Regions from separate parts of the Homo sapiens genome. Here regions 1 and 3 are each linked to region 2. Evidence: chromatin loops called from intact Hi-C (ENCODE). Cell type or tissue: heart right ventricle. All regions are shown on one strand. Links, peaks and the distances in the headings refer to the core of each region. The heading gives the core; the rest is flanking DNA. Region 1 has its middle 37 kb from the start of UBE2Q2. Region 2 overlaps TMEM266 (transmembrane protein 266). Region 3 has its middle 24 kb from the start of UBE2Q2.

The links. A loop is a pair of places that touch in the nucleus more often than their neighbours do. Peaks named below come from ENCODE experiments on the same cell type or tissue, not always from the same donor. Only the 100,000 strongest peaks of a DNase experiment are listed, where the experiment ranks them.
Region 1: a loop joins it to region 2, with 6 times the contacts of the local background. A loop is called at or near these places in 48 of 110 quality-filtered maps.
Region 3: it touches region 2 in a loop (8-fold over the local background); 47 of 110 quality-filtered maps call a loop at or near these places.

The regions. Positions count from the first base shown.
Region 1 is chr15:75,801,515-75,812,367 of GRCh38, forward strand. No RefSeq gene overlaps it. Among named protein-coding and RNA genes, the nearest start is that of UBE2Q2, 37 kb to the right of the region's middle. In heart right ventricle, for the core only: a CTCF peak has its summit at 8,640; no DNase peak of the experiment used is centred there; H3K27me3 peaks cover 755 bases.
Region 2 is chr15:76,134,363-76,145,215 of GRCh38, forward strand. It overlaps TMEM266 (transmembrane protein 266), which reads left to right. Exons shown (of 11, transcript NM_152335.5): 3 at 3,345-3,533. Among named protein-coding and RNA genes, the nearest start is that of TMEM266, 80 kb to the left of the region's middle. RefSeq lists enhancers at 5,055-5,214, 5,446-6,279 and a silencer at 5,066-5,360. In heart right ventricle, for the core only: CTCF peaks have their summits at 5,318 (motif pointing left) and 5,521; a DNase peak (open chromatin) is centred at 5,309; H3K4me3 peaks cover 1,102 bases; H3K27ac peaks cover 737 bases.
Region 3 is chr15:75,814,481-75,825,333 of GRCh38, forward strand. No RefSeq gene overlaps it. Among named protein-coding and RNA genes, the nearest start is that of UBE2Q2, 24 kb to the right of the region's middle. RefSeq lists an enhancer at 9,428-9,722. In heart right ventricle, for the core only: no CTCF peak of the experiment used is centred there; no DNase peak of the experiment used is centred there; H3K4me3 peaks cover 756 bases.

The DNA.
Region 1 (10,853 bases), core at 5,587-10,586, 330 kb before region 2:
AATGAGATGACCTTGGAAATATAAGAATCCTGCTTAATGGGGCTTGTCTACTTGCAATTCGATAAACTAATATACGTAAATTCAAGGAGATAAAGGACATGAGCACTCAGCACAAAATTACAGGAATAGATTTAGCAAAGAGGAACCAAAGTTGAGATAAGGGCCACTGTTCCAGGTCTGACATCTTTAATTCTTGAGTCATGGGGATGGTAAACCAGAGAACAGAGTCTTCCGACTGGAAGCTAAAACCAGCCTTTGGGGTGGGTTCAGAGAGCCTGTTCAGACTCAAGATGCGAAAACAGATGTTGCATGGTCGAAAACATCCCGAGTGCAAGGGCATTTTCAAAGACAGCGGTGCTCAGGGAAAAAGAATACTGTGTGTTTAAAAAGAAAAAAAATTAAAAGAAAGAATGGAAACAAGGAGGAAAAAGTGACCGGAGTGTAGGGTGACCATACGTTCTGGTTTGCAAGGTACAGCTAATGTTATGTCTGCTGTCCTGGTACAATTATTATAGTGCCCCCTTTCACTCTCCGAAGTGTCTTGATTTGGATGATAAAGCATATGATCACCCTATTAAAGAGAGGAAATTAGCCAGAAGACCTTTGTGTCGATTTTAAACGGTGTGGACTGATCCGCAGTCGCGCTCTTGCCGCTGCCCAGCTGAGCAGCGTGCACCACCTCTGCGTCGCCCTACCCCGCCCTGCCTGGGTCTCCAGGAAGGTTGGAGCGGAACCCGCGCTGCTCTGGTGCCACCTGCAGGTTATATGGGGGAACTGCTTCTCTCCACCCCACTACCCACCACCCCACATCCCCACCGCCACCTTGGACAGCCTTGGACTTGGCCAAAAGACATTAAGAGCACGCGAAGCCCTGGCTGGGGAGTGGGCTGGACCCTGCAGTGAAGCCCGCGTTACAGAATCAGACGGTCCCGGCTTAAGCCAACAAAGCCAAGCTCCTCTACTTCCTACCCACTCCTGGTCTTTCTCATTTTGTAGACAGGAAACTGAAGCCTAATTCAGATTTTTCATTGGTAGGATTGTGAAGCATACAGCGGGAGCCTCCCAGGTGCCATTCCCCACATCTCTGTCTTTCCGCTAACACTTTAGGGTAGTGGGGAGCTTAAGCTTACTAAGTTCCTACTGTGTACTGGCCAGAGTGGGCACTTTTATCTCCAGCCTCGCAATTGATGGGAAATAGGTGATTATACAACTAGGAGACAGGATCAGAGTGGGCTAGCGATGTGCTCACAGTCTCTCAGCTGAAACTGGAACCCAGGGGTCTTTGATTCTAAAGCTAGTGCTCTTTTTGGGTCTCCAGCTTGAGTAATAGTTGTAAAATACAAAGAGCACCATGAAAATCTAATATCAATCCATATAAGACTGTATTGCAAACAGAAACATAGAGTGTCTTCGTGGGAGTGATGGGGAGGGGGGAGATTACCTCAATTCTATGTAACCTGGAAACTCTCCGAGGAAAATGAATGAAGCATGACCAAGTGCAATTTGTCTGATAAAATCTGTCAGAACGTGGGGCCTTGTGTGTCCTGGGTAGTGAAGATGAGAAATCATGGTGCTGGACATTTGCTAAGGTGTTCCTTATGAAATCACTCAGGGCCTCAGTGCCTCCACTCTCTCCATGACCCCAGGCAGTTTCCCCATCTGTCTTCATCCTACTGCCTGGCACACTATCCATCAAACTGTTTTTAGAGTTATGTCTCGATAAAATAAAAATCATGGTGGGAGTCATTTACACCCTAGTGAGAGTCATCTAAGATTCCCTTATCTTTTCAGACCTTTTAGCTGAAGTTGGTTATGAGAGAGGATGGGGAGGGGGAAAAGGGTTGGGGCAAGCACTTGGAGCTTGCACTGTTTCTTGCCGGTGCCCTGGCACAGTGTGAATATGTCCATCTAAATGGAGAGCTCTATGCATGTTCCTCTCTACTCCCTTTGTCACTAATACCAGTTCCCAAGGCAGAGCCCCAGGAGGGCTGGACTGAAGGACCTGGAGGTAATAGCAAACGCTTGGCTTTGGGTTTCAGGTCAAGCTCTGCCAGTGACTTGCTGTGTAAGAGGAGACAAGTCAGTTCACCTCTCTACACTTCAGTGACCTCATCTGTAAAAGACTGGTCTGGACTAGATTAATGATTTTCTTATTTATTTTATTATTATTATTATTTTTGAGATGGAGACTTGCTCTGTCGCCCAGGCTGGAGTGGAGTGCAGTGGTACAATCTCGGCTCACGGCAACCTCTGCCTCCCAGGTTCAAGAGATTCTCCTGTCTCACCCTCCCAAGTAGCTGGAACTACAGGTGCCTGCCACCACACCCGGCTAATTTTTGTATTTTTAGTAGAGATGTGGTTTCACCATATTAGTCAGGCTGGTCTTGAACTCCTGACCTCAGGTGATCCACCTGCATCAGCCTCCCAAAGTGCTGGGATTACAGGTGTGAGCCACTGTGCCCAGCCTAATGATTTTCTTTAGGTTTTGCAATTGTTTTTTGTTTTAACATTATACTCAATTCTTCCTCCAGCATTATTAAGGTATAATTGATAAATAAAAATTGTATATAGTTACAGTATTCAATGTGGTGTTTTGATATATGCATACATTATAAAATTATTAAATCAAGTTAATTAACATTTCCATCACCTCACAACTTATTATTATTATTATTATTGTGGTAAGAACATTTAAGATGTATTTGCTTAGAATAGTGTTTACTAGCAGTGAGGAAAGTTAAGCGGGAGAGAGTAGCCAAAGGCTGGCTAACAGGTTAACAGATACAAGAGTACATGGCTGGGCCGGGCGCGGTGGCTCATGCCTGTAATCCCAGCACTTTGGGAGGCCAAGGCGGACCACCTGAGGGCAGGAGTTCGAGACCAGCCTGGCCAACACGGTGAAACCCCGTCTCTATGAAAAATACAAAAATTAGCTGGGCATGGTGGCTCATGCCTGTAATCCCAGGTACTTGAGAGGCTGAGGCATGAAAACAGGAGGCAGAGGTTGCAGTGAGCCAAGATCATGCCACTTCACTCCACCACCCTGGGAGATAGAGTGAGACTCTGTCAAAAAAAAAAAAAAGTACATGGCTGAGTTTGGTGGCTCATGCCTATCATCCCAGCACTTTGGGAGGCTGAGGTGGGAGGATCACTTGAACCCAGGAGTTTGAGAGCAGCCTGGGGAACATAGGGAGATTCCCATCTCTGCAAAAAATTTAAAAATTCGCCATGCACTTTTAGCTACTCCGGAGGGCTACAGAGGTCAAGGCTGCAGTGAGCTGTGATTGCACCACTGCACTCCAGCCTAGGGGACAGAGTGAGACCCTGTCCGAAAAAAAAAAAAAGAATACAGCTAGATAGGAGGAATAGTTCTAGTTTCTTTAGCACTATAGGGTGACTATAATTTATGACAATTTATTATATATTTTCAAATAGCTAGAAGAGTGGATTTTGAATGGTCCCAGAACAAAGAAATGATAAATATTTGAGGTGGTGGAGACGCTAATACCCTGATTTGATCATTATACATTACATACATATATAAAAATATTATACTGTACCCCATAAACAAGTACAATTATTATGTATCAAATAAAAATAATAATAAAAGCAAAAAATCTACTCTCTCAGCAATTTTAAAGTATACATTATTATTAACTATAGTCATCATGCTGTACAACAGATCTCCAGAATTTATAAGATTCTATTTAATTCCATTCAAAGTACTACATACATAGAGTTAAGAACAAAATGGTATCTGGAGCAAGAAATCCTCGGTAAAACAAAAAAAGAAGAAAAAAAGAACAAAATGGTAATAAAAGGCTTATATCAAAAAGCATTTCCTCTGCCCTTTCCTTTCTTGCATTGAGTCCTAAATCCCAGAGGCCATCACTTTAAACTCATTTTGCTATTTCCTCTGGTATTTATCATCATATTTCTAAATAATGTTTATGTTGCTATTTCTTGATTTGTTTTCTTCAGTATCTGTCTACCTCCTGGCATAGCTCAGTATAGGGCTTACCTCCCTTATGAGGTCTTAACAATTTCCTTGCTTCCAATCTACCAGTCTGATTGGATCATAGTCTTATGAAATCCAAAGCATTTCCATTATTGTAGGTATCTAAATATTGTTCCCTAACCCAACTCCTGCACTGAAATTGTCTAATTTCTTTCCTTTTTTTCCCTCAGAGTTAATAATTGCTTTGTATTTTTTTCCTTCATTTGCTTATATGTTTTTGTACCTATTACCTACCTTTTTTTTTTTTTTGAGACAGAGTCTCACTCTGTCATCCAGGCTGGAGTACAGTGGCACAATCTCAGCTCACTGCAACCTCCAAGTCCTGGATGCAAGCAATTCTCCTGCCTCAGCTTCCTAAGTAGCTGGGACTACAGGCGCATACCACCACGCCTGGCTAACTTTTGTATTTTTTAGTAGAGACGGAGTTTCACCATATTGGCCAGGCTGGTCTCAAACTCCTGACCTCTTGATCTGCCCACCTCAGCCTCCCAAAGTGCTGGGATTACAAGTGTGAGTCACCGCTTCTGGCCCACCTACTATTTTATTTTCAGATGCTCCAACTGATTTATCAAATGCCTAGTGATAATGATCCAAAAACTAAGAAACACCAGATACTGTATCAGACCTGTTATTTTCCTGGAGGCTTCCCTTTCTCCCTTGCCCTCCATCCTTCTGCTCCAATCTGGACTCAGCTCTCAGCCCATGGCACATCTGGCATCCTGGCATGTCTCTGCACCATCGTGTGAATTTCCTCCTGCCTCTTCTGTTGCATCTCCTGTTCCTTGGCCCCAGATCTTCTTTTTTCCTGGTTTACTCTCTCACTGTGTTGCAGCACATTTTCCAGTGGCTTCCTGAGAAAGAGTGAATGGAAGCCAAGCTTTCTGACCCTCACACATTTTAGAATGTCATTGTTCTACCCCAACTCCTGATTACTAGTTTGGCTGGATGTAATGCTCTAATTTAAATGTAACTTCTCCTCACATTGGGAAATATTGCTCTATTATTTTCTAGTTCCCAGTGTTGTTGGGAATAAGTCCGTGTCATGCGGAGTCTTGGCTCTTTACATGTGACCTGTCTTTTCTCTCTGGAAGATTTTAGGGTTTTCTCTCTATCCTTAGTTTTCTGGAATTTCCCAATGCTGTGCCTTGCTGTAGGTCTTTCTTCATTCACTGTGCTAGTCACCTGGTAGACTCTTTTGAACTAGAAAATTATTTCCTTCTATTGTGGGAAGCCACCAGCAGGTTCGTGTGAGCTGGTTAATCACATTCTTTTCTTCCAAGGACGGAGGTATCAAGGCCCTGGGAACCTTATAAGTGGATGTGGGGAAAGGGGGCCTGAGGTGAATCCAACAAAGCTGCAGCACCCACTGAGCTCATGTCCCAGGGCTAGGCTCTGCCTGAGGACAGGAGACATGGGTGAGACCCACTTCCTGCCCAGTCCCATGGTGGGGCTCAGGACACACATGGTCCAGGAGGCCCCCAGCCCCAGCTACATTGACATGCACCTACCTGTATGCAGCGATCAGTGAGCCACAGGACAACTTAGGGGAAGGGGCAGCTCCAGAGTGCAGGATAGGAGGGAAGTAAATAATCATGGGGTGGGGAGTGGCCTTGTGGGGAAGGGGCAAAGGCAGGGCTGTGTGTGTGTGTGTGTGTGTGTGTGTGTGTGTGTGTTGTGTATTGGAGGAAATGGGGAGAGCATCTGTAGTTTTGTCTGCCCCCTTTTTTGGCCACTGCACCCCTTTCTTCGTGAATAGTTTTTCTTCTCTTCATGGACTGAGTGTCTCTGTCTCCTCCAAATTCATATGTTGAAGCCCTAACCCTCTGTATGGCTGCATTTGGAGATGAGGCCTCTCAGGAAATCATTAAGGTTAAATGAGGTCCTAAGGGTGGGGCCCTGATTCAGTAGGATTAGTGTCCTTATAAGACGAGACACCAGAGAGTGCACTCACTGTCTCTCTGCACAAATACAAAGAAGAGGTCACATGAGCACACAATATGGCAGCCACCTATGGGCCAAGAGAAGAGGCCTCAGAATGAAACCTACCTTGCTGGCACTTTGATCTTGGATTTCCCAGCCTCCAGAACTGTGAGAAATAAATGTCTGTGGTTTAAGCCACCCAGTCTGTGGTATTTTGGCATGGTACACTGAATTGACTAATACATCTCCCTGCCCTACTTCAACCACATGACACTAGAGGGGTCGGCAGTTTTAGAGTCCCAGCTACTCAGCCAACCCAGACCAGACCAAGCAGAAACTTTCTTCTGGAATTTTCTGAATAGGAACTAATAGAGGGGAGCCCCATCCTTTCCTCGGGGGCAAAGCCAGTAAGACAGAAGCCTCATGCTGCCAACAGCCTGACTCTAACCTCGTGGGGAGAGTTGCTCTGAGAGCACAAAACTGATCTGCAGACTGAGGTGGAGACAGAGACAAGGGAAGGAGCCTGCAAATCCTAACAGCGCTGGTGATTCTGAGTCCAGGTATTCCTGAGGCCCAGCTGTTCCCTGTCCTGCCCATGGCTAACTTACTGACCAATGAGCTTCCCTTCTTGCCTAAGCCAGTGAATTTTCTGTCACTCACATCCAAAGAGCCCGGACTGTAATGGCAGGGTATGGCAGGGCTGAGCTGGCTGGGGCAGAGGACGGTGTGGGTGGAATCAGCAGTGACAGGCACACAGGAAGTGCAGGTATCGAGTGGCCTCCATGAGGTCTCCCTCCAGCCCCGACTGTGAGCAAGGCTGGGCTCATACGCTCAGTAGGTCAGAGTGAGGGATTTGGTCAGAGGTGCCATGCTCAGGGCCATCTTTCTATGGGCCAGACTCTTCGTCATCAAAGGTTTTGCCATCAGAGACAGTTTTAGTCCTATCTTGGGTTCACTTGATCAATTGCTGTTCTCCTGCTTTCAGGATCTTTACACTAGGCTGCCCTACCTGGGGGTTAGGAAGCCATAGGCATCCTGGTCATAAGTCTGGACCCCAAAAAGGGCTTCTGCCAGCCTGCTAAGGGTTCCAGAGGGCAGGACTGAGGGGTGGTGGGAGGAGCCCAGCCTGGACGGCCGAGATATATATAGTGCTCTTGATTCATCTCTTGGAACTTTTCACCCATCAAGTTTAGGCTCCCAGTGGGGCACACATGGGAAAGACAATGCCCATGTCTTCAACTAGTTTCCCCATCAGAAGTGGTCATTGCACCAAGCACCCTCCTCCATTAAAACCGGACAGGCCAAGGGCCGCTTTCCTAATGGATGAGTCTTCTTGGTCTGTCTCATGTTCCCAACAGAGCTCCCTCCATGGGATGGGAAGGTGCCATCCCAGGGCCGCCGTTTTGACCCAGCCTCCAGCCAAAGCTGGTCCCCCTGCCAAGCAGGCCCTAGAGTTACACTGGAGAGTGACAAGCCTCATCTGAAGATTTCTTGCTGAAAATTGTCAGTTTCCTGCACAAGTACATCCTGGCAGTTTACACATTTATGCTTAGCGTTCCATTACTGGAACGCTAAGCTTGTGGAGTTATTTATATCCTACTGCTCAGTGTCATCGCCAAGGTCTGATTTTTCACAGAAAAACATTTGCAACCTCTGACATAATGAGTTAATTCAAATTAAACCCAGAAGGAGACTGCTGCTTCAGTCTCAACTGCTTGGAAATTGTGCTATGTAGAGCTTTCGTTTACTGAAAATTGTGCCTTCAGACTCTGTGCAGATTAACCTACTACATAGAGCAAGTACACACATAGGGCACCAACCAAGGACAAGTGTGTACCTGTGTGCACACACAAATAGAAAATCCAAAAATAAATATTTTAATTTCAGCTATCATGGAAGTTTTGTGTCATTTCTCCAAAAATGCCCATGTCAAATTTTATTTTATAATTTAGTCTTGTTTTTATTTAGAATTACTTAAGAAAAAGGGGAGCTGAGTGTGGTGGCTTATGCCTGTAATCCCAGCACTTTGGGAGGCTGAGGCAGAGGATTGCTTGAGCCCAAGAGTTTAAGATCATCCTGGGCAACTTGGTGAAACCCCATCTCTACAAAAAATACAAAAATTAGCCAGATGTGGTGGTATGTGCCTATGGTCCCAGCTGTGCAGGAGACTGAGGTGGGAGATTCATCTGAGTCTGGTAAGTTGACGCTGCAGTGAGCTGTGATCGCATCTTTGCACTCCAGCCTGATGACAGAGAGAAACTGTCTCAAAAAAAAAAAAAAAAAAAAAAAGGAAAAGGAAGAAAGAAAGGCAAAGAAAGAAAGAAAATGAAAGAAGAAAGAAAGAACGAATGAATGAAAGAAAGAAAGAAAGAAAAGAAAGAGAGGAGCTCTGCACAATAATTTTGCAGTGTCTTGGGTCTCTAAAGATCTTAATTAGGACCTAAACTCAGATTAGGCTGGGATCCTGGGCAGTGTGGCCCCAAATACAGTTATGGGAGGCCCTTCCAAGATAAGTCTAGACTGAGATAGAGTAGGTCTCAGGAGAGGGGCTGATATGCCCATGGTTCTCAACCTGGCTGCACCTGGAGAGCTTGGCATCACCTGGAGAGCTTGAAAACATTCTGATGCCCAAGCCCCACCCTAGAGATTCTGAGCTAATTGGTGGGGGATGGCCTGGGCACCAGGAATTTTCACAGCTCACCTGATGATGGCACTGTGCAGCCAGGGTAGAGAAATACTGACCTTTGCTTTCTCCACGTTGTGTCTGCCTTGGTTTTCCCATATTCCCCCAGGCTCCAGGATCTGAATGAACTACAGGAATTGAGAATTAGCCCTCCCACCCAGCCACTTTCTTCCCCTGCTGGGGAATCTTTGAGCCTTCATTTTGGCTATAGGCCTCGATATAACTCATCGGCCCAGGGATCGGGGCAGGAGTGGGGCTCCTGGCAGAGAGCAGAGTGTGGGCTTTGTAGTTACACAGACTTGCATTCAAGTCCCAGCTCTGTGATGTCAGAAGAAGATCTGATCCATAGTTGGTTACCCTGCGAAGTGGAGAAAGTGTCCGCCTAACCGGCAAGATCTCTTTGAGACTGAAATGAGAGAAAGCTGGGGCAACAAGTGAGTTCCTTCCGCGCCATTTCTGTGAGCTGGCCCTGTAGCTTCTCCTTGGTCCTTTGAGTTCTCAGCTTTAGCTCTCTTACTCCTGCTCCTTCTCCTCACTCTCTCTCTTTTCCACCCTGGATAAGTGCCCTGCTTCTCCCCACAGGTTAACCACCCTCCCCCGTACCCAGTGGGTGATGAAAGTCTTCCCTGGTTGTGCCAGCATCTCCCTGATACTTCCTTTCTCTCCTGCATTCAACCATGATGAAGCCCAGCACAGTCTCCCTCTCTTGTGCCCCATTTCCACCACAAGGTCACTGTCAGCTCTTACACAGACATCCCCAGTAGCTTCCACTTTGGCCTCTTCCAACCAGCCATTCTGGTATTGCAGCCATATTCATCTTTAAAAGCCCAATATTATTAAGTCACTCTCTTGCTAAATTCTGCAATGGCTTTGACTCACCCTTGGCCTGCAGGATCTGGCCCCTGCCTGCCTCTGCAGCCACCTTTTGCTTCATTCTTTCTCTCTTACTCCCTCTATCACCTCAGATCCCTGAGGGTTCCCTCCCTCCTACCTCAGGACCTTTGCACATGCTGTTCTCTCTGCCAGAAACACTTCTCTTTGACAGTGAATGCCTTCTCAAATATCCCTTATTTGGGGTGTTGACTACCCACCCCATCAGATTAGGTCCCTCACTATATGCTCTTATATCTCTTTATACTTTTTCAATTAAATAAATTTTGATCACGTGATTTATGGCCATCTCCCCTACTAGACTGTAAGCTCCATAACATCAAGGACCAGGCCAGTTTTTGTTCATCGTTGTAACCCAAATGCTTAGCACTGTGCCTGGCACAAACTAGGGGCCATTTGGACCAAGTGTCTAGGTTGTGTAGACTTGCAGCCCCTGTGGAAGTGTGTGGATAAACATGAGAAACAGGATGACTGCCTCCCCAGCATGGCTTGAGTGTTTCCTGGATGTGTCCAGGCGGGTATCACATGCTGGGTGGCATCAGAGGAGTGCCCTGTTTTCCTTTTATAAGAGAAGGAAAGGTTAGAGACTATGAACAGTCAGCTGTGGGATCATACAGTGTCTGCCCTGCTCCACTTGGCTCAAGGCCTCTGGGGAATGGGGATATGGGACAGGGACATGGCGCATGGTGCAAGTGGTTGTGGCAGCGAGCCTTATGGAGGAACAGCAGTGAGTCAGTCCCTTCTTGGCATGGGACGCTGCCTCTGCAGGCATAGGAGGCCATATTCCCCACTCTCACACCCAGTCAGTTGGGTGCTTCTAACTTGAGCTGTGGCATTTGGCATGTAAAAAATGCATTCCTGGTTTTCCAGCTTGGATCTCATGGTAAGCAGGGGTGTGAGGTCTGAGGAGGATGAGTGTTTCAGTGGAGATGTCTGGATAACTTTTAGGATAAGTATATCCCAAACATTGCATGGGATATACTCATACAAAAAAACTATTTGCTGTTTATCTGATATTGTAGGTTAACTGCATATCCTATAGTTTTCTTTGCTCAATCTGGTGCCCCTAAGCTTGGGGCTTCCTCACTTCACCGTGGTGCTGTTGTGCCCTTCCTTCATTATACCACACTAGGCTCTTGGGGTACACAGAGGAGTGAGACAGGACCCTTCCCTCAGGGAACTCACAGTCTAACATAAGAGATAAGAATTTGAACAGAGATCGCCAAAGCAATGCAAACTCTATTTCTGAGAATTTGGGGACCCTTGTTGGAATAGAACAGCTTTAGAATTCAGAAGAGATCAGAAATCATGGAACAGAATAGGAAGTCCAGAAACAAACCT
Region 2 (10,853 bases), core at 3,196-8,195:
TGAAGATCTTCTAATTTAGGCAGCCACTATGTACATTTCCTTTAGCAGGAGGCCACAGAAAATGGAGAAACCTTTCAAAAGCAAGACTCAAGACAAGATTAGGAAGCGCTGAAGGTGAATTAATAAAATGGGAATCGCAAGGAAATTTAGAAATCTGAGAGGGTTTCTAAAACCAGGCTTTATGAAACCCGGGGCAGAATTCTTAAGGGAGAATTGCTTTCATTTCCCAAAACCTGAGATGCCATATGAACCAATCACTTAATCTTACCAAGCACCTGCAAGGTGGTCACTTATTTTGTGTTTTGCAACTGGTTGGTATGAATACTAAGATGAAAACAGCACTCATTCTATTACACCACACTGTCCTGGCCTATCTAGATATGGGCCTGACTGCTCTGTCATCTGGAGTATGAATCTGTTATCTATTGACACAGTAATGCTGTGTAACAACCAACCATAGAACCTTAGTAGAATACAACAAAAAATGTTTATTGCTCACATGTCTGGGGTACTCAGCTAGACAGCTCCTCTGATCTTGGCTGGGATGACTTTTAAATGTGGGTGATAGCTGGCTGTCAGCTGATCTAGAGGAGGCTGGACTCTGCTCCACGTCTCTCATCCTCCAGTAGGCTAGGCTGCTCACCCTCTCATGGGTGATGTTGGAGGTACAAGAGCACAGGCAGAAATTCACAGAGCCTTTTCATGCCTCTGCTGGTGTCTAACCTGGCTCTTCTACCATCTAACATCTCGTTGGCAAAAACAAGTCACATGGCTGAATGCTGAATCAAGCGTTCAGCATTTTTGATGGAAGGAGCTATGAAGTTATATGCCAAAGGGCATAGGCTCAAGGAGAGGTAAAGAATAGAACCATTAATACATTTTGTCTACCATACCGTTCTTTGTATCTAAGGAAAGGGTGTAGGCTAAATATAGCCTATACACTGTGGGACCTTCACCTCACCAGAGGGGGCCTTGTCTCTCTGCTGAGGTGACCACCACATGGCCAGAGATGGTGCCGGGCCGCTGGGACCACTGATGGAAGGGGAACGTGAGGCAGAAACGTTGGAAAGCCAGAAATAGTTTGTTCGCACTTCTTAGAGCCATATCCTGTTAATTTCTCTTATTGATCAGAAAGTTCTCTTTGTTTAGTTCAGTGATCCATAGTTTCCTTGAGTAGTCCAGAAGAAAAGAGAACAAATTCAACCCAGCATCTGCTTTTTGGGAACCATCTGGGGGAGCTGGGATTCCCCCCATAAACACCCACACTTTTATATCAATTGTTGAGAAACACTGAAACCTCACATTCTGTTTCGTTTAAAGATCTTGAGTCATTTTGTAAATGTCAAGCAATGATGAGTACTATTATCTGTGCTTGACAGGTAGCAAAAAGCAAAGGTTTAAATAAAGCCTACAAATGAGAATTGGGCATTAGAAATTACTTGGTGAATTCAGGTGGTCTAGGCAGCCAGGCTGTGGCATTCAAATAAAAATCTCACTTTCTCCTTAGTTATCGGATAATCCAAGCAAAAGAGAAGTAGGTATATTAATCTCTGAACTTCCGGGATAACTGCAGCTGTGGGTTTTTTTTTTTTTCTTTTGAGATAGAGTTTCACTCTTGTTGCCCAGGCTGGAGTGCAATGGCCCAATCTCAGCTCACTGCAACCTCCATCTCCCGGGTTCAAGCGATTCTCCTGCCTCAGCCTCCCAAGTAGCTGGGATTACAGGCATGCGCCACCACATCCGGCTAATTTTGTGTATTTTTAGTAGAGACGGTTTCACCATGCTGGTCAGGCTGGTCTTGAACTCCTAACCTCAGGTGATCCACCTGCCTTGGCCTCCCAAAGTGTTGGGATTACAGGCGTGAGCCACCATGCCCGGCCTGCAGCTGTGTATTATTGGTTAGATTTCAATGGTTGTTGGAAAAGTTTAGAATTTAGAGCTCCCACACAAGTATAGGGACTTGTCACTCTGGAGCTCCTCCGATCTTCTCCATATGTCTGTCACCTATGTCAGATCATAGTGAGAAGGAACAGCCCTTAGGAATATTCTATTTTACCTCCTCATGTTCTGATTGGAGAAACTGAGGTTCAGGAGGAGCCCTGCAGAAGTTGGCATTCAAACCAGCACCAGAGCCCAAGAGCAGTTTACAGCAGAGAGGACTGCCATCTCAGTATTAAAACTGGGCCCTCATTACCCTGGGCACTGACCCTCAATGTTCCCTCCAATATTTAAATTTTACTCCTTGCCATTATACAATTGTTCCTTTCTAACTCTCATTGTTTGGACAGAGGCACAAGACTGAGCCCCTCAGATTCTACAGGATGAGATAGGGTCAAGGACATACTGGATGGACCGAAGATGGTGCCCCAGGAAGCTAAGGGGAAGTTTTCTAGTCCAGCATCTCTGGACAGGGTTGCTGTGGGTATGTGGGCAGGACAGTTTTTAGTCGTTATTGACATATTGCAGGATGTGTAGCGTCCCCAGCCCTACTTAAATGTCAATAATGACCAACCGTGGTCATGGTGGCAACCAAAAATGCCTCCACAAATTGCCAAATATCCCCTGGTAGATTGGGAGGCGGTACTGCCCTGGCTGAGATGCCCGGGAATGCCACTGGAGTGGTTAGTTATTGGCAGTGCCCAAGGTGAGCCTGACAGTAAGATAGGAAGAGACCCACAAGCCCTCAGACATTGGATCAAGTGACTGCCATCCCCTATTCCCAACCTTAAGAAGAGACATATGGTAGCACCAGTTCAAATAGGAAGGGAGTGGCTACCAGGGACAGCTGGAGCCTCCTGTCCTCACCACCCCAAGGCCCACTAGGTCTCTACAAGTCTCCATGCAGGCTCCTCAATCACCACAGTACATCCAGTTGTGAACAGAAACCTGTTTTCTCTATTGTGGAATAGAGAATAGAAACATTTCAAAACACCTTTACAAAGAAACTCAGGAGACAACTTAAAAGAATATCTTACTCCCATACAGAGTCCAGTGACCCAGAGTCCTGAAAGTCTAAGCCATAGTTTTGCGGGCTGGCAGTTATCCATCTGGGTCTTTACCTCCCCTTCATGAAGGACTCTGCCCCACTAAAGCTCATATTTCCAGGTCTGAGCACTTCCTCTTCCCATTCTCCCACTTTTCCCCAACCATTGAAAGAGATGGGACTGTTAGGGCCTCAGTCCAGTCCTCGGGTCCGCGGGTGGCCAGCAGGGAAGAGGGGCAACCTTAAGCTTCCTCAGCCCTCCACTGGCATAGCAGCATTCTCCCTCCTTTCCTTGAGGAATGGAAGAATTTTTTGGCCCTTGAAGATAACTCTTTCCCATTGTTCCTCCTCTCCAACCCAGGCCTGCCATAGAAGGAGGAATTTCTGAAGTTGAGATCATCTCCCAACAAGTAGACGAAGAAACCAAGAGCATTGCTCCTGTGCAGCTGGTGAACTTTGCCTATCGGGACTTGCCCCTGGCTGCTGTCGATCTCTCCACGGCGGGCTCGCAGCTCCTGTCAAATCTGGACGAAGATTACCAAAGAGAAGGGTAGGTGCTGGGACCATTGAGCTAGCTAAGAAGTCCCTGGGTTAGGCTAGGCGCGGTGGCTCACGCCTGTAATCCCAGCACTTTGGGAGGCAGAGGCGGGCAGATCACCTGAGGTTAGGAGTTCGAGACCAGCCTGGCCAACATGGTAAAACCCTGTCTCTACTAAAAATACAAAAATTAGCCGAGTGTGGTGGTGCAGCCCTGTAATCTCAGCTATTCAGGAGGCTGAGGCAGGAGAATTGCTTGAACCCGAGAGGCGGAGGTTGCAGTGAGCTGAAATTGCACCATTGCACTCTAGCCTGGGCGACAAGAGTAAAACTCTGTCTCAAAAAAAAAAAAAAAAAAAAAAAAAAAATTCCCTGGGTTTCTATGGATATCTTCCAAGAAGCAGCAGCCAAGATGAGAGATGCTAACTAGTGAGACAGCAGAGGTTCACAGCAGACCACTCAGGCCCTTTTCCTACTCACGCATTACTTCCTCAGAAAAAGGCACTGGGCACAGACAATACCTGCCAGACGACCTCTTAGGAGAATCATAAAATTTATTTTAGGACCGAGGCACTCCTTAATGACCCATCCAATCCCCTCTATGTACACTTGGGAAGAAGGGGACCCACAGTGATTAGGGACTTGCCCAAGGTCACAGAGCCCATAAGGGATGGACTTGAGCTGCACTTTCCCTTTATAAAGCAGACTGTCACTAGGAAGCAACCAGGAAGAATGTACCCTACATGCAGGAACATGCTTAGGATGTAAGGGAATCTAGAGAATTCGGCTAGGAGCTCTGCAGACATTAGGGCTCTCCCTTTCCAGGGAAGGCATGCGGAATATGTGGGTCCACAATTCAAAAAGGTGGTCCTTACCTCCTCCTACTTAGCTTGTCAATCAGCTTGGATGCCTTCGTTTCCCAATTCACTTCTCATTAGCGTGGTCTGTCTTACAAACATACTTCCTGAAGGTGAGTGGTAGAGGGCAAGAGCTAGGTGGGGCAGGGGAGAACACACCAGTTTGATGTCCTTGATTTCATGGGGCTTGGTGGTGTAGCTGAAGGCCAAAGAGGGGTAGGAACAGGTCCTAGGGTCACACAGCAGATCAGACTTCCGACTCTGACAAGGGCTTTCCCTAGCTTCACCCTGGCAGGACCTTAGGAGCCAGTTCTGGACTTTTCTTTCCTGGGTGCCAGTAAACACTTTGGAACATGCTGGCTGCTTTGAATATAAAAATGAAGGGTTGTCAGGTATTTTAGAAGCAAACGAGAAGCCTTAGCTCAAGCTAAATTTGCAGAGCTTGGATTCCCTGGGCTTGTTTCTGGAAGGAGCTTCCCACTTCCTGAGATAAACCGCCTAACAATGGTGAAACCACACACCTTTTTTTGCAGAAACTACACCCCAGTGGCTTTCTCTGAAAATATAATTTTTCCAAGTATTATGCATATTGTCATCAGGACACTGGACAAAAAAGGATAGGCAAGCAGGTCGGAGGCAGCTAAGGGACACCTGCAGTGGCAGCACTGTCCTGAGCTCTGTCAGGTCCTTACCATCTTGAAGGCCGGGCTGAAACCTGAGGCCCCTGGGCCAGGGCCAGCTTCGTGCACATGTGACCTGTGCGGTAGCGCAGAGCCCCGTACTTAGAAGGGTCCCAACACTTGGCTAAATGCTCTGCCGCTGCTGTCTTGAAATTCTTAAGGAGCCCCACATTTTCACTGGGCTCTGCAAATGATGTAGCTGGTGGGTCCTTCTCTGAGCACCCAGCAAGTCACTGCGTCACTGCTCTCTGGTGGTCAAAAGCAGTAGTGCAGCCTTCTAACATGCCCTAGCTATTTCGGAGAATTCATTTCCTGCCCCCGGCCTGAGCCTGTTAGGCCCTTTTCACGTGAAGAGTAGCATGGTATGGAGAAAAGTGGGGAAACCTTCAGGGATTCTGCTTCGGAGCAAAGCAGTGTCCACATGTGCCCCCTGTGCGTGTTACGGCACCGCGGGTGGACCTTGCTATGGGTGTTCCCCCACCAGGTGTACCACCCTGTGATGTACCCCTTTCAGGGGTCCTGTGCTGTGGTGTACCCCTTTCCAGGTATCCCCTGTGTATCACTCCCTAGCCTGAACCCCAAGGCTGGCAGAGGCTTTGCCTTATCATTCAATTTGCCTCTAAATTGGGCCTTTGCAAGGTTCCTTCCCAAACAAACGAATCCAAATGAAGCGCCTGCAAGGCAGAGAGGCCTTTGATTTGATTTGAATCTCCAGGTGTGCCCAGGAAAGCTGTTCCCGTTGGGTAAATAGGAAGCAGCCCGAGGAAGGGATCTGCCTCGCTGCTGGAGCTCTCAGCTGGGGGCGCCGATTGGCAGCCAGAGGGCTTCCTGGAGGAAGGAAGCGCAGGCACAGGACCGGAGCCAGGGGAAACTGAAGCAAAGCAAAAACACACTGCGAGGGAGGAACGGCCTCTCTCCGCGAGGCTTCTTGGCTCTTGCTGCATTTCCTGGGGTTTTCCCAAAATGTCCAACCCGGCCCTTTCTGGGGCAATGGAAAACAAAAGGAAGAGTCCTCATTTACAGCTCTGAGCTTGGTTTCAGTCTTGTTCAAGATGCCTCTTCCTACGAAGGCCAGTGTTATGTATAGGAATGAACCTTTTCTGTAGGGAATGAAGAGACCTCAGGGACCCTGGCAGAAAGTGCTCCGTGGCCCCGCTGCCCGCCTCCCAGTGCTCTTGAGCTCCGTGATATTTCAGGGCTTTTCAATTTCCCTGAATCTGAGACCGTTAGAGCTGGAAGAGACCTAAACACATCCATCCTAAACCTTCTCAAAGGCAGCAGGGCCCAGGGAGTACAAGGAACTTGTGGAAGGTCACACAGTGACAGAGACGGGGGCGGGGCATGCTAGTTCATGCCTGTAATCCCAGCACTTTGGGAGGCTGAGGTGAGAGGATCACTTGAGTCCAGGAGTTCAAGACCAGCCTGTGCAACATGGCAAAACCCCATCTCTACAAAAAAAAAAAAAAAATTAGCCAGGCATGGTGGCACGCACCTGTCATCCTAGCTGCTTCAGAGGCTGAAGTGGGAGGATCACTTGAGCCCAGGAGGTCGAAGCTTTAGTGAGCTATGATTGCTCCATTGCACTCTAGCCTGGGCAACAGAGTGAGACCCTGTCTCAACAACAACAAAACATGACAGAGACGGGAATAGAGCCCTATCTCTGTGATCCTGATCCCTTGATCCTGGCTGGCAGCACTGGGCTTCCACTTCTCAGCCTTCCCTTTCTAACATCGTGGCTGTGACTGTGGGTAACATGCATTGTCCATGTGATTCCACTTCCAGCTACCCTGTCCAATGCCTTTAACTTCTCAGTATACTTTTTTTTTTTTTTTTTGAGACAAAGTCTTGCTTTGTCGCCCAGGCTGCAGTGTAGTGGCACGATTTTGGCTCACTGCAACCTCCGTCTCCCAGGTTTAAGCGATCCTCCCACTTCAGCCTCCCAAGTAACTGGGATTACAGACGCGTGCAATCATGCCCAGCTAATTTTTTTTTTCTTTTTAATAGAGATGGGGTTTCACCATATTGCCCGGGCTGGTCTCAAACTCCTGACCTCAAGTGATCTGCCTGCCTCTGCATCCTAAAGTGTTGGGATTACAGGCGTGAGCCACAGTGCCTAGCCTCAGTGTACTTTTTTAAAAAAGCATTTTTTAAAAATGTGGTAAAATACATGTAACAAAATGTACCATCTTAACCATTCCTAAGCGTAGGCTTCAGTGGCATTAAGGACATACACATTGTTGGGTAACTATAACCAGCATGCATCTCCAGAACTCTTCTTCTTGCAAACTAGAAACTCTATACCCAGTAAACAGTAGCTTCCTGTTCCCCCACTCCTCCAGCCACTGGAAACCACTATTCGACTTTCTGTCCCTTTGAATTCGACTACTCTAAGTGCCTCCTATAAGTGAAATCATGCAGTATTTGTCCTTTTATAACTGGCTTATTTTGCTTAGCATAATGTCCACAAGGTTCATCCATGTTGTAGCATGTGTCAGAATTTCTTTCCTTTTTAAAACTGAATAATCATCCACTGTGTGACTATACCACACTTTGTTTATCCATTCATCTGTCAGTGGACACACCCCACACTGGACTGTTTTTTCTCAAATGCGTCCATATTTTAGCTACTGTGAATAATACTGCTATGAACAGACCTGTACAAATATCTCTTCAAAACCCTGCTTTCAGGCCGGGTGCAGTGGCTCACGCCTGTAATCCCAGCACTTTGGGAGGCCGAGGTAGGCAGATCACTTGAGGTCAGCAGTTCAAGAGCAGCCTGGCCAACATGGCAAAACCCCGTCACTACTAAAAATACAAAAATTAGCTGGGTGTGGTGGCGCATGCCTGTAATCCCTGCTACTTGGGAGGCTGAGGCAGGAGAATTACTTGAACCTGGGAGGCGGAGGTTGCAGTGAGTTGAGATCACGCAGCCACTGCACTCCAGCCTGGGTGACAGAGCGAGACTCCGTCTCAAAATAATAATAATAATAATACCCTGCTTTCAATGCTTTTGGGTATATATCCAAAAGCGGGAATTGCTGGCTGACAGGGTAATTCTATTTTTGACTTTCCGAGGAACTGCCATACTGCTTTCTGCAGTGGTTGCTGCACTGTTTTACATTCCACCTGACAGTGCATGAGGGCTGTGATATCTCCTTGTCTTCACCAACACTGGCTATTTTACTTTTTGTTGATAGCAGCCTTCCTAATGGGTGTGAGGTGGTTTGGTGTGCTTTAAGTCCAGGAAAGTCCTGCGGGGTGAGGAAGAAGGAGCAGTCGCCTTGATGTGAAGTCAGAGCCCCATCTTGGCCAAGCTCCTTGACTTGCCTAGAAGCCCTTTGTCCTCCAGATAGCTGCTTAGCAGAGCCCAAACGGCAGAGCTGTCTGCTGCTCCTCTCTTCACCTCTGCACTCAGGCTGCCGATGGCTCAGGGAGGAAAATCATATGGCTGTGCAGACTGGGTGCCTCCCCAGACTCAAGGTCTCCAGCCTCGACTTGATTCTCAGTTTTGCCTGGCAGTCCTCTGCAGTCCTGGTTAGTCCCAAGGTGGCCAGTTCTGATCGCTTGTGTCTGCCTCAAGTCTCCTCTTTCTTGCCCTCAGCAGATGACCTCCTCTCCCAGTACCCTCAGAAAGTAGGCACAGTCGTGGATGGGCTGCACCGCACCCCGGTCTCTTCCTTCCTCCCTTTTAGGACCTGCCCCATTCCTTGAGCTCTGATTGCCTTCCCCTCCCGCCTTCTCAGGCACCTGCTTCATCAGTTACCTCCTCACCCCATGTCATCACACTCCAGTCTCGTGTCCTCCCCTGACTCCACGTCCCTGCTAGCCACCATTACCTCTCTTTTTCTTTGAAGTCAAACTTCTTGAAAGCCTCGTGACGTTTGCTACCTCCCCTTCACCCCTCCCATTCATGTCTCAATCTGCTGCAGTCCAGCTTCAGCCTCGTCCACACCATGGAAACTGTTCTCAAGCGCATCAGCCACTTCCTTGTTGCTACAATCCTTATTGTCCTTTGTCCAGCATTTGAAACTGTCAGCTACTCCCTCCCTCTCCAGCCTCCTTGTGTCTGCTGTTATAACCATGACCTCCTGATTTTCTTTTTTATTTAATTTTTAAAATAGAGACAAGGTCTCGCCATGTTACCCAAGCTGGTCTTGAACTCTTGGGCTCAAGCCATTCTCCCGCCTCGGCCTCCCGGAGTGCTGGGGTTACAGGCATGAGCCACCGTGCCCAGCCCTTCTCCTGATTTTCCTCCTCCATCTCTGGCTGTTCCTTCCAGGCCTTTTAAAAATTGTTTGAGGTTCCTCTGCTTGTTCTTTAAATGTTGGGTTCTTTGTTTTCTGCCTTTGGCCATTTTCACTCTACTAATTTTACACACTGGGTAATTTCATCCATTCCTATTACTTAAATTAATCTCCTTCAACTGGTAACATTCAAAGTCGTGTCTCTAGCCTAGGTCTCTCTCTCTCTCTAACACTCCCGACTTAGATCCAGCTACTTTCCTGGACATACTCACAGGGATCCCAAACGTATCTCAGAATCCTGATGAGTGTCTGTGGAATGATCTATTCTTCTGCCTCTGAGTTGGCTGCATACTTGAGAGGAGAAATGTTCTTGTCTGACCTGAATCATTGCTAAAAACTGCCTTTTCAGTGACAGCACTCAGATCCAGCCTGAGGAACCATGGCCTGCCTGTCCTGGCCATCTCAAACCCAGCAAGCCCCAGATTGAACTGTCTTTTCTCAATACGTATTTTCTAGGACCCCTAACCAGTAGAACCTAGACCTCACCCACCCATTACCAAAATGCCATGTGCATTTTGGCTCATTTTAACAAGCACCTACGTCTCTTTCCTGCTGCAACAAGTACCAGTGGGTTCCAAGATGCCCCAAAGCTACACGAAGCCTGCTGTGGTTACCTCTAGTCACCTATAGTCAGCCGTAGTCACCCTGGAGTCTGTGTTCCTCCTCCCTTGCTCTGGTTCCCTCCTGACCATGTCCAGTGCCCATGAAGCTACTGCTGCCGATGGTGTCCCTTCTGGGAGTGCCAGTACCAAGTCAAGGGGCTTCAGAAACCCAAAGCCCATGCCGTGTGGGCTCCATGCAGAGTGAGGAAGGAAAGCTACCCCCATGCCAAGCCTGTACCATGCTGTCAGTGCGCGGCTTATGGCCCCAGCTCCAGTCCTATGTGCTTCTGGCCTTCACCACTCTACACCCAGGTCACCAGTTCAACCCAAGAAGCTGGGCTGGCACATCATGCCTGCTCCATCATCTGCCTCTCCCTCCCTGCCTCTACCCCATCCCCAACCAGGTGCCTCCCTCCCTCAATAGTCATCACACAAAAACCTTCATGCGTGTCCACAGACGTGAACAGACACTCAGGAGAAGGGGAGAAGGGGAACAGGGGAGGTATCTGCACCCCAGCTGAGCCGCCCACAATGCCCTGTTACATGGATAACCTCAGGGGCCAGCTCAATGTCTTCTCCTTCATGCCTCATACTCCATTATCTCCAAGCCTTGTAAATCTCTACTGCCTTAATATCTCTTCTCTGCACCATTCTCATGAAGGATTGTTAATTCCATCAGCCAGTTGCTTTGGACTGCATGTAACAGAAAACCCATCTCACACTCACTGATGCAGGTACCATGGAGTCCAGGGCAAGGGTGGCTTTGAGATTGGTCCAGAGACTCACCAGTGCCAACAAGAACCAGATTCCTTTCATCTCTGCACTCTGCTGGCCGCAGTGTCGGCTTCATCCTGATGTTGTAAACTTCATCCCATGGCTTCTGAGAGCCA
Region 3 (10,853 bases), core at 302-5,301, 320 kb before region 2:
CACTGATGAGGGATCCAGCCCCATGATCCAAACACCTCCCACCAGCCACACCACCAGCACTGGGGATTACATCTCAACATGGACTGCTGGGGACACAGATGCAAACCATATCAACCTTATAAAAATAAGCATTTATTTCATTTTAAACAGTAAATGCAAAGTTTTCTTTTCTGGAAGATGTAGGGCAGTGAGCTAGAAGTAATACCTTACAATAGAATAGTTCTATAAAAATAGCTACTACCAAGTGGCTTCAGAACATTTTATTCTCCTAAAGAGATTAAATATCCCCTACAAAAAATAAAAAAGTCCTTACATCCACCCCTAAACTCATTGCTTACACAGAGTTTCCTTGGAAGTGTCAAGATAAAATATACTTCTACCTAACTTTGAGATTCTTCAACATCCATGTGGGAGTGGCAGGACTCTGTGTGGCCTGAGGGTGGCCTTAAGTGTGTGTCAGAGAGGAAGGGCCAGGCCCTGGGGAGTAACCTGGGGTCAAATGGCACAGCCAACTTCTAATGAGGCCACCTTAGCCAAGTTACTGTTTTTGAGCCTACGTGTTCTCACCCATGAAATGGGTTTAGTCACCCAGATTTGTTGAAATGATTAAAAGAGAAAATACCTGCAAGGCAACAGCACCATGCTAACACAGAGCTGGCTCGTCAGTTCCAGCTCCGGTCTGTCCTCTCTCACCCTCCGATTGCGAGGCCTCTTGCTGTCGTTTCGCCACCAGCAGCGGTGTGTTCCCTGGGGATGCTGCCTTCAGTTGCAAGTTTCTTTGCACTGTTTGGTATGTCCCTTTCCCAGGCACCTGAGCAAGGGCCACTGGTTATGATATAGGCACTGAGGAAGAAACTTGAATCAAGGGCAGAGCTCTGAGTTTGAGCTTTGAGTCCCCAGGTGTGACCTATGGCCAGTCTCTGTCTGATCTGTGCCCCTCTTTCTCATGTCCAAAATGAGAAGACTGAACCAGTTGTCTCCAATGTCTTTCCTAGGCTTTAAGATGAGGTATGTACCTCTCACTTGGAGGAGGGGCTGGCAAAACCACTTGAATTTTAATTTGAATTGAGGCATCTTGGCAGAGGTTGTAAAATGTCCACATGGTTCAAGGAAAATGATGCCTTGCCTGTACCTGGTGCCCCTTTCAGAGGTTAAAGACCTTTCCATTATTTTGTGGCACTAAAGATCCTGAGCTGCTGCCTGCCTTTCTCCAGCTCTGTAAAAGCATCTTAATTAAGGCCAATTTCAGAAGGCACCAAATGGTCATCAGTTTTGTTTCCACAGCTATTTCACATGGATCAAGACCAGCTTACCTGCTCTTGCAATTTGGTCTCCATCTCATTTGTCCAACAATTTGGAGTTTGTAGGTTTTCTTAGAGGAAGAATGCTCTGGTCATTTGTGTATGGGTGTGGAGTGGCAGGTTTTGGAGGGGGAATCATTTCAGGCAATGAAGTGGAACCTGCTCCATGTCAACAAGGCAACCATGGAGGGGAGCTCGGTGACCAGCACACAGTGAGTTACAGCCATCCCAAAGCTGGCAGTGCTGTGGTGCACTTGCAAAGGGCTTTGTTTGGGGAGCTGCCAGAGGAGCTTCCCAGAAGATAAGGAGGATGCTTTCTCCTCCATGGAAGCCCTCACCACCAGCAGCAGTAGCAGCTAAAAGGACAGAGAGGGAGAGACAGGCCTGCAATCCCAGAAAGAAAAATGTCCATGAATAAGGTTGCACACTGGGAGCTGGATTCAGCAGAGGCTGGGATTCCTGTGATGACTGGAGTGTCTGGTTTATGTCAATGGAAGGGATGACTCAAAAGTAATGAGAGAGGCACTGGACTGGAGCTCAGAAGACCCGAATGAGTTTTGTCTCTTGTGTGACCTTGGATAAGTCACTTCCTTACTGTTTCTCCATTTGTACAAGCAGACAGTTGTACTAGATCAAGAAATGCCAAATAGGTTTCATCTCATGGGCTTGGATCAAGTGGCTTCTTGGAAAGCTATGTAGGAAAGGATTCTGAGGTAGATGAGGTTTGTAGGGGAAATATGCTATCGATTAGCAATGTCTGCCATGGGCACAGGTTTGGGGACTAGTGGCAAATGTTCCAAGAATTTGCTATCTTTAGACAAGATGATCTCTACAGTTACTTTCAGTTCTAAAATATATTTCATGACCCTGTGAGATAAACAGACCTGAGCAAAACCTTGTTAAACCAACAGCTGACAACAAATTGGGGTCACAATAAGTCAATTATCACATTTATGATCAATTAATTTTATTAAAAAATTAGAAATGTTGAGTGTCCAACTTGCAACCAAATTGTCACTTAGATTATTTAATAACTTAGTATTTTGTTGAATTTTTAAAAAATGTAACTTTCTGTAAGGAACAAGCTTCCCTTTGTTTGTTTCTGCTGGGTGCCAGAAGTGTGACTAAAATTCCCAGATGGGGATCTTCCTGGTTCAGCCTTCTCTCTTCTATCTGCAGTAATTTAAAGAAGGGTTCTTTAAGTCAGGACTTTATGAAAGTGACAAAACGAAGTTGTTAGGGGAGATGTTGACATCCTGTCAATTTTAAAACAGTTTATAATTTCCTACAGAGGATTTTGAGGTTGAATGTTTTTCCCTTCAGGTGTAGATAATTGGATTGATCTAATCCCAGGTTCATAACACATTCTCATCACTGGTAAAATGCAGGAGTATTTTAATATGTTTATTTGTTTTTAAAAATGTAATAAGCACTATTTTTAAAGGGAACACACTATGCAAAATTAAAGTTAGGACATTGACAACTTACAGCCGGCAACACAGCACTTCTCCATGTTCCCGACTCCCTATCACTTCCCCCTCCACAGGGAACCATTTCCTGAATCTCGTGTTCCTAGTTCCCTTAAGAGTTACTTTTTTCTTTTCAAAATTGTGGTAAAATACACAAGACATGAAATTTCAGTGTGCAGTTCAGTACTAAGTATATTCACACTACTGTGACTAGTCTCCAAGAACTCTTTTCATCTTATGAAACTGAAACTCTACACCCATTTATAACTCCGTTTTCCTCTCCTTCCAAGATGCTGGCAACCGCCATTTTACTTTCTATTTCTGAGTCTGACTACTCTAAATACCTCCTACAAGTGGAATCATATAGTATTTCTCTTTTTGTGCCTGGCTTATTTCACTTAGCATAATGTCTTCAATCCATGCTGTAGCATGTGTCAGAATCTCCTTCTTTTTAAATATCATTAAATAGTATTAAATTATTAAATATTATTAAATTAATACTATTAAATATATTATTTAATATATATTGAATATAATTTAATATTCCATTGTATGTGTATACCACATTTTATTTATCCATTCATCTATCTATGGACACTTGGGTTGCTTTTGCAACCCAATAGCCAAAAGGTTGCAATAGACTTTTGGTGATTGTGAATAATGCTGCTATTAAATGTGTGTACGGATGTCTCTCTTCCCCTAGAGTTCTTTTTCATACAGTTTTTTATTTTATCCTTATATAATCCTAAAGTATATGTATACATTTCTTAAAATTTTTCCTTTTTGCTTATTATTATTATTTTAAGAGACAGAATCTCCTGTTGCCCAGGCTGGAGTACAATGGCGCAATCTCAACTCACTGTAACCTCAAATGCCTGGATTCAAGAGATCCTCCCACCTCAGCCTCCCAAGTAGCTGGGACTACAAGCCTGCACCACCACACCTGGCTAATTTTTCTAGTTTTTATAGAGACACGGTTTTGCTATGTTGCCCAGGCTGGCCTTGAACTGCTGGCCTCAAGCAATCCTCCTGCCTTGGCCTCCCAAAGTGCTGGGATTACAGGTGTGAGCCACTATGCCTCGCCTATACACATATTTTCCTTTCAGTTGTTTTTCAAGTTATATAAAGCATGCTGTAGGCATCCTTATGGGATTTTTTTTTTTTTTTTTTGCTGAATATTATATTGTTAAGATTCATCCTCATTGTTGTTTATAGCTGCTGTTCATTCTTTTTGACTGCTTGTGACAACACCAGAAGATAGAGATCCTGAGATCTTTTAAGAACTGCTGCTGGGAATGTACACTGATCTGACCACTTTGGAAAACAGTTCGGCTCCATCTCATAAGGTTGAATATTCACACTCCTCCCAGCCCAGGAATTCTACTCTACATCCAAGAGAAATTCTTGCCTATATAAAACAGGGGGCATGTACAAGGAATGTTCCTAATAGTTCTGTTCAAAATAGCAAAAACCTATTGCCCATCAATAGTGGGTGACTAAATTGTGCTTTTTATTCCTTTCGATTTCCTGTAGTCTTATCATGCAAGTGGCTTTCCTTGTCTCATTCCTGATTTTAGGGGAAGGCATTCAGTCTTTCATCATTAAGCATGATGTTATCTGTGGGGTTTTCATAGTGTTTTTTTAATCACGTTGAGAAAGTTCCATTCTAGTCCTAATTTGTTGAATATTTTTATCATGAAAAGATTTGAGTATTTTTATCATGAAAACATTTAATCAAATGCTTTTCCTGCATTTGTTGAGATGATCTTGTGTTGTTTGTCTTTTATTTTTATTTATTTATTTATTTTTTGAGACAGAGTCTTGCTCTGTCACCCAGGCTGGAGTGCAGTGGTGCAATCTTGGCTCACTGCAACCTCTGCCTCCCAGGTTCAAGCAATTCTCTTGCCTCAGGCTCCTGAGTAGCTGGGATTACAGGCGTGTGCCACCACACCTGGCTAATTTTTGTATTTTTAGTAGAGACAGGGTTTCACCATGTTGGCAAGGCTGATCTCGAACTCCTGATCTCAGGTGATCTGCCCACCTAGGCCTCCCAAAGCACTGGGATTACAGGTGTGAGCTACCGCGCCTGACCCTTTTATTTTATTAATATAGTGTATCACAGTAGCTTATTTTTGCATGTTAAACAAACTTTACATTTCTGGGATAAATGCTGTGTAATCCTTTTAATATGTTGCTGGATTTGTTTTGCTAGGATTTTGTTGCAGATGTTTGTGTCTATATTTAGGGGAGATACTGGTCTGTAGTTTTCTTTCCTTATAATGTTTAGTCTAGTTTTGGTATCAGGGTAGTAGAGGTCTCATAGCATGAGTTGGAAATTGTACTCTCCTCTTTTTTTTGGAAGACTTTGTGAAGAATTGGTGTTACTTCTTTAAATATTTGGTAGAATTCAGCAGTGAAGCTATCTGGGCCTGGGCTTTTCTTTGAGGGGAGTTTTTTTGATTAGTTATTCAATCTCTTTACTTGTTACAGGTCTACTCACATTTTTTATTTATTCTTGAGTCTGTAATGATGACCCTTCCTTTCATTTCTGGTTTTAGTAATTTGAATCTTCCCTCTTTTTTTCTTGGTCAGTATAGCTAAAGGTTTGTCAAAGAACTTTGTTGATCTTGTTGAAGAGACAACTTTTGATTTCATTGATTTTTCTCTATTGTTTTTATATTTTCTGTTTTATTACTTTATTCTCTAAACTTTATTATTTCAATGCCTTCTTTTATAGATGAAAAAACTCTGGCTCTAAGAGGTAAAGAGAGTTGCTCTAGGAAATTAACTAATAAAACAATTTATCTTTCCCTTTAAAAGTAAGTCTTAAGCTTTGGAGTATAAAATTGCAATCAATTGGTACAGCCCAAAACAAGACTAATGGGAACAAGGGGCTCCAGTGAGACGATGCCCTGGGTCCCTGGAGGTACAGGTCCGAACCTGTAGGAAATAGCCATCATATAGGTTAGTCTTTTCAAATGCTTCTGTCACTGGGCCGAGTCCAAAGGATACCCTCTCCTGAAATATTATAAAGTTTACTGGGGCACTAGATCAAGAAATGCCAAATAGGTTTCATCTCATGTGCTTGGATCAAGTGGCTGCTTGGAAAGCTATGTTAGAAAGGATTCTGAGATAGATGAGGCTTGTAGGGGAAATATGCTGCTATCGATTAGCAATGTCTGCCATGGGCATAGGTTTGGGGACTAGTGGCAAATGTTCCAAGAATTTGCTGTCTCTGGACAAGATTTTGAACCTGTTGTTTAACAAGGTTTTGCTCAGGTTTGTTTATCTCACAGGGTCACAAAATATATTTTAGAACTGAAAGTAACTGTAGAAAGCATTTACCATGCACCTGATCATGTACTAGTGTACTAATTGCATGCATTATTTCATTTATTTATTTATTAATATTTGAGTTAGGGTCTCTCTCTGCTGCTCAGGCTGAAGTGCAGTGGCATGATTATGGCTCACTGCAGCCTTGACTGCCTGGGCTCAAGTGGTCTCACCTCAGGCTCCTGAGTAGCTGGAACTACAGGCATAAGCCACCAAGCCCAGCTAATTTTTTAAGAAACATTTTTGTAGAGATGAGGTCTGGCTATGTTGCCCAGGCTAGTCTTGAACTCCTGGCTTCAAGTGATCTTCCTGCCTCACCCTTGTTAGTTCATTTAATCCTCACCATCACCCTATAAGAGTGCCTGGGGGTAGGTGCTCCACACAGTAGCAATGTAGCAACCTCCACTCATAGGTGACAATGAGACTCAGTGTAGTCAAGCAGCTTCTCAAAGGCCACACAGCTGGAGGGTGGCTGAGCCAGGATGAAGACCTAGGACTCTAAAGCTGGTGCTCCAGTAAATAAGAAGAGTCTCTGAGGGTTCAGGAGAGCTTCCTCCCAATAAATCTTTCTCCAAAGGTTCTAAAAACAATGACAGATCCATCTTTCATAAAGAAAACAAAACTAGCAGCCACTTCATTTTAGAGGGGGTGGGGTGGGGTAAAAGTTAGCTAAGCTCCAGGACATCCCATTTTAATCCTACATATTTGTAAGGCAACATGTGGCACAGCACCCCAAACCTAAAGAACCCTGCACAGCTGTCTCTGTGGGGCATGGCATGTCCATGGATGTAAAGATTTTCCAATGTGTGCATATGGGCCAGTGGCATCACCCTCAGTCACAGGTTAAAGGGCAGCTAGGCCTGGCCTGCTAGGCACCATTGTGAGAATCTGCTGAGCTTTCCAACTAGTTTATCTGTTGTTTGCAGTCAAAGATGCCCTGAAGAGAAGGGGGTGTGGGTGGGAAGAATTCTGATTTGAGGTCCTCTGATCTGGGTATGATCTCCTTCTCGTCTCAGGAATCAGGGGACTCCATCTCTAAACACAGGCTCAAGCCATGTCCCCCAGCTCCCTCTTTCAACCAGGTGCCACCCCCTGCTTCTCTTCCATAGACAGCCTCGAGCTGCCGGCAGTCCCTTAGGATCTGTGGCCTTAGGCCTAGCTTAATTTTTTCCTCTCCAAAGAGCCATCTGTAGGGCCAGAGACTGGCAAAGCCTAACTTATTACTGGACGCCACTTCCTTTGCCTGACTTTCAGTGATTCCTACCTTACTCTGGGGTTTTATGTTTCTCGTCTCAACACTGTCATTTCTCATTCCTCCACAAGTTGAATTGCTCACTCCAGCCAACTGAAGCATGCTCTTCTTGACACAGATAGCTCTAGGCATATGGTTGGTGAAAAAAAAAAAAAAAAGCAGTATGTCAATTTAATTGATCAACAAAAGTGATGGCTCCACTGCAAAGTAAAGTTGATACTGCCTCGGCCTCTGAGTTCAAGAGCCTTCTAGACAAAGGGCTCTGAGCTGAAACATGAGCATGCACACACATGCATCTCTGTTGGTCTGATGAGGTAATTTGGATACTTGGTTGTTATCCTTGAGCATTTTCCTGCCTCATTAATGCACATGTAGCCAGCACAATAGTAATCGTAGCTAATAATGGCTAAAGCTGAGGACTTTCCTGAGCCAGGCAGTGTGCTTTAAAGTTTTCACATAGACTATCATTGAATAATTTCTATTTTTCAGATCAAGAAACTGAGGCTTACTATCACCTTTGGGATTAAGAAAAAAAAAGGGAAGGAAGGAAGGAAAAAAGAAAGAAAGAAAAAGAAAAAGAAAGAAAGAAAGAGAAAGAAAGAAAAAAACAAAAAACAAAAAAACCTGAGGCCTAAAGCTGTCAAGTATTTCACAGCCAGCAAGTGGCTAAGTCAGAACTTGAACCCAGGCAGTCTAGCCCTGGGATCCTGTGCCCTTACCCATTATCCAGTGTTTGGTACACAGAACTAATGGGTACATATTTTCAACTATAGTTTAATGGGTGACATGTTTTTCACTTTATTTTAAGTGGGTGAATTTCAATTTGGGGGTATTCCACTTACACAATCTATTGAGCTGGATATTAATTGAGAACAAATAGAAACTAATGAACTCTGAAAAACATAAAACATGAGCAACATGACTTCACTGCGAAAGACAAATCAGCACATAGCCTTCTTGTGAATGTATTTTGCTGACAGTCCACGAGCTAATAATCAGCCTGAACTCAGCAGTGTTCTGTTCCCTTAGGAGACACACACACACACACGCACACACACACACACACACACACACACCAAGTTGGTGGCTGTGCCACCTACAATAACTCAGTAACTATCCTGGATTAATAGATGACAAGGCACTTCATAAGCAACATGGATCAATTGGAAAAGCAAACGTCTGGATTCAGAGACCAAGAATGAAATAATGTAGTTAACAATTGCCAAAATGTCCAGAAGCAGAGAAAATGCAAAGACAGCAAACTTGTATCAGGTGGTACAAAAAGACAAAAGGGGAGCCACTGGGAGAAGTAAGCTTGCTTCAGGCAGGTGTCCTATCGGGTTAGTGACCTGAGCAGGGCCAGAGAGTCAGGCTGGGACTGGGGTCTAGGTCTCCTGCCTCTTGCCTCCTTGCCAGTATAGCATAAGCCAAGATGCAAAATGGAAATGAGGAAAATACATTCAGCACAGATGACAGGTTTGGGCGTCTTAGGACAAATAAGGCATTGAGGAATAGCTGATTTGGAAGAGGGTAGTTGCCATGGTTTTCATGCCCACTGGACTCTCCATAGAGGAAACAGTGAGGAAGCCGATGTAGGCTTTATCTCCCACCCCTGTGCTCAGTCTCCTTACGCTGGCTTGCTCTTCCACCCCAGAATGGGGTTAAGAGCACAGATGCTGGAGCTGGACTGCCTAGATTCAAATCCTGGCTCTTTTTACTGCTGGTGGTGTGAACTGGGGCTATTCCCCAACCTCTCTGTGACTCAGTTTCTCCATCTGTAAAGTGGGAATGATAACAGTATCTATTTGGGGGCATCACTGGAAATATTAAATGAATTAACACATATTAAGAGCTTAGGACAGTGTATGGCAGCACACTGAATAAGCCCTCTCTAAGACTTAGCTATCACTACAATCATCTCTGTTCCTTCCTGAATCTAAACTTTGTTGCTTCTTGCTGTTTTTCCTCTGGCTTTTTGAATCAAAACTTTTTTACTCAAAACCTTCTCAATCATTCCTTCGGTAGCTTGAGATTTCTACCTGATTTATTTCAGGATAAAGTCAAGCTCTTGGCCTGAGGATAAGATGTCTCATGATCTGAGCAAGCCCAGCTGTCCTGCCTTACCTGCTTGCATTCTCTGTTCACGTCATTTGGCTTCCGTGCCTGCATGGGCTGTCACCTTTACCCCCACTCTCCGCTGGCCTGTCTCCTGGCCTATTGTTCTTCCCACATTCCTCAGTTCAGACGTCACATTCCCGAGGAAGCCATTTTATCCCCTTCCACCCCTGACCCTGAACACCCAGGCTGCATTAGATGTGCCCTGGGTTAGATACGTATTCCCATAGCACCCCAGTTTTCCTTCTATCCTGGCACTGATTACACTGCCTCTAATTGTCTATCTGCCTATGACTCTATAAAATAACCTGCACCTTGGGACACGAACTGTGGCTTTTATTTTGATCCCTATGCCCTCCCAGATATCCCTTCTCCTGTCCTCCATCCTGCCCTCTGTCCTGGAGGTTGACCTGTAAGGACTGCATCTATAGGGTTCCTAGGCCCTCTGGCTTCTGATTGGTTTGGGCCAGTGGGAGAAAGCCCCAGTGGGAGACTGGAGGAGGGGAGGGCAGTCAGGGCATTTGTTCCTGAGGCTCCCTCCCTAGGGGATGGCTGTAGACTAGCAGCATCCCTCACTGAAGTTCACAGGAGCATGCCTTAGACTATCTGGGGTTAAGAGCTGGTTTGTTTTATATTACTTACAATGAAGTGCACCATAGTGCTTTTACGAAATGCAGTGAAACATGAATTATTAAAATATTATTAGAAAAATTAAAAAGCAATAACTTGCAAGATATAAAACTAGATTTCTATTCCTACATTTAAAGTCATAAAGTTGTATTAAAAAATAGATAATCAGGAAAAATCTAACATAGGGGAAAAAAGAATTACAAAAAAACTACATATGTTGCTCATTGAAAGTCTGCATATAGGTGATTAACATAGAGAATTGCTGCTACGTGGCTAAGTTCTTATAGGTTAATAATCATATCTAAATAAAAAATGATGATAATATAGTAATTGCCCACATTAAAGGCCTACAATACTCTCAAAGAGCAATACATATATCAATACATTAAGTTTTCGATGTGACAAAGAAATTGCTTTTTAATTTATCTGATCTAGGTTGGATTGACAACATTGATACCCACATAGTAAGAAGTATATACAAATGATTTCAACATTGAAAAAAATTACACTTATAGTAGAAAAGTCAGTTTTAAAAAGTATGTTTTTAAAACTGGCATAGAAGAGATTTGAAGCAATTTCAGCAGGCTCAGGCTATTCATTTTTTATCTCTATAAAAATGAGGTGGGCTGGGTGCAATGGCTCACGCCTGTAATCCCTGCCCTTTGGGAGGCTGAGGCGGGTGGATCACCTGAGGTCAGGAGTTCGAGACCAGCCTGACCAACATGGTGAAACCCCGTCTCTACTAAAAAATAC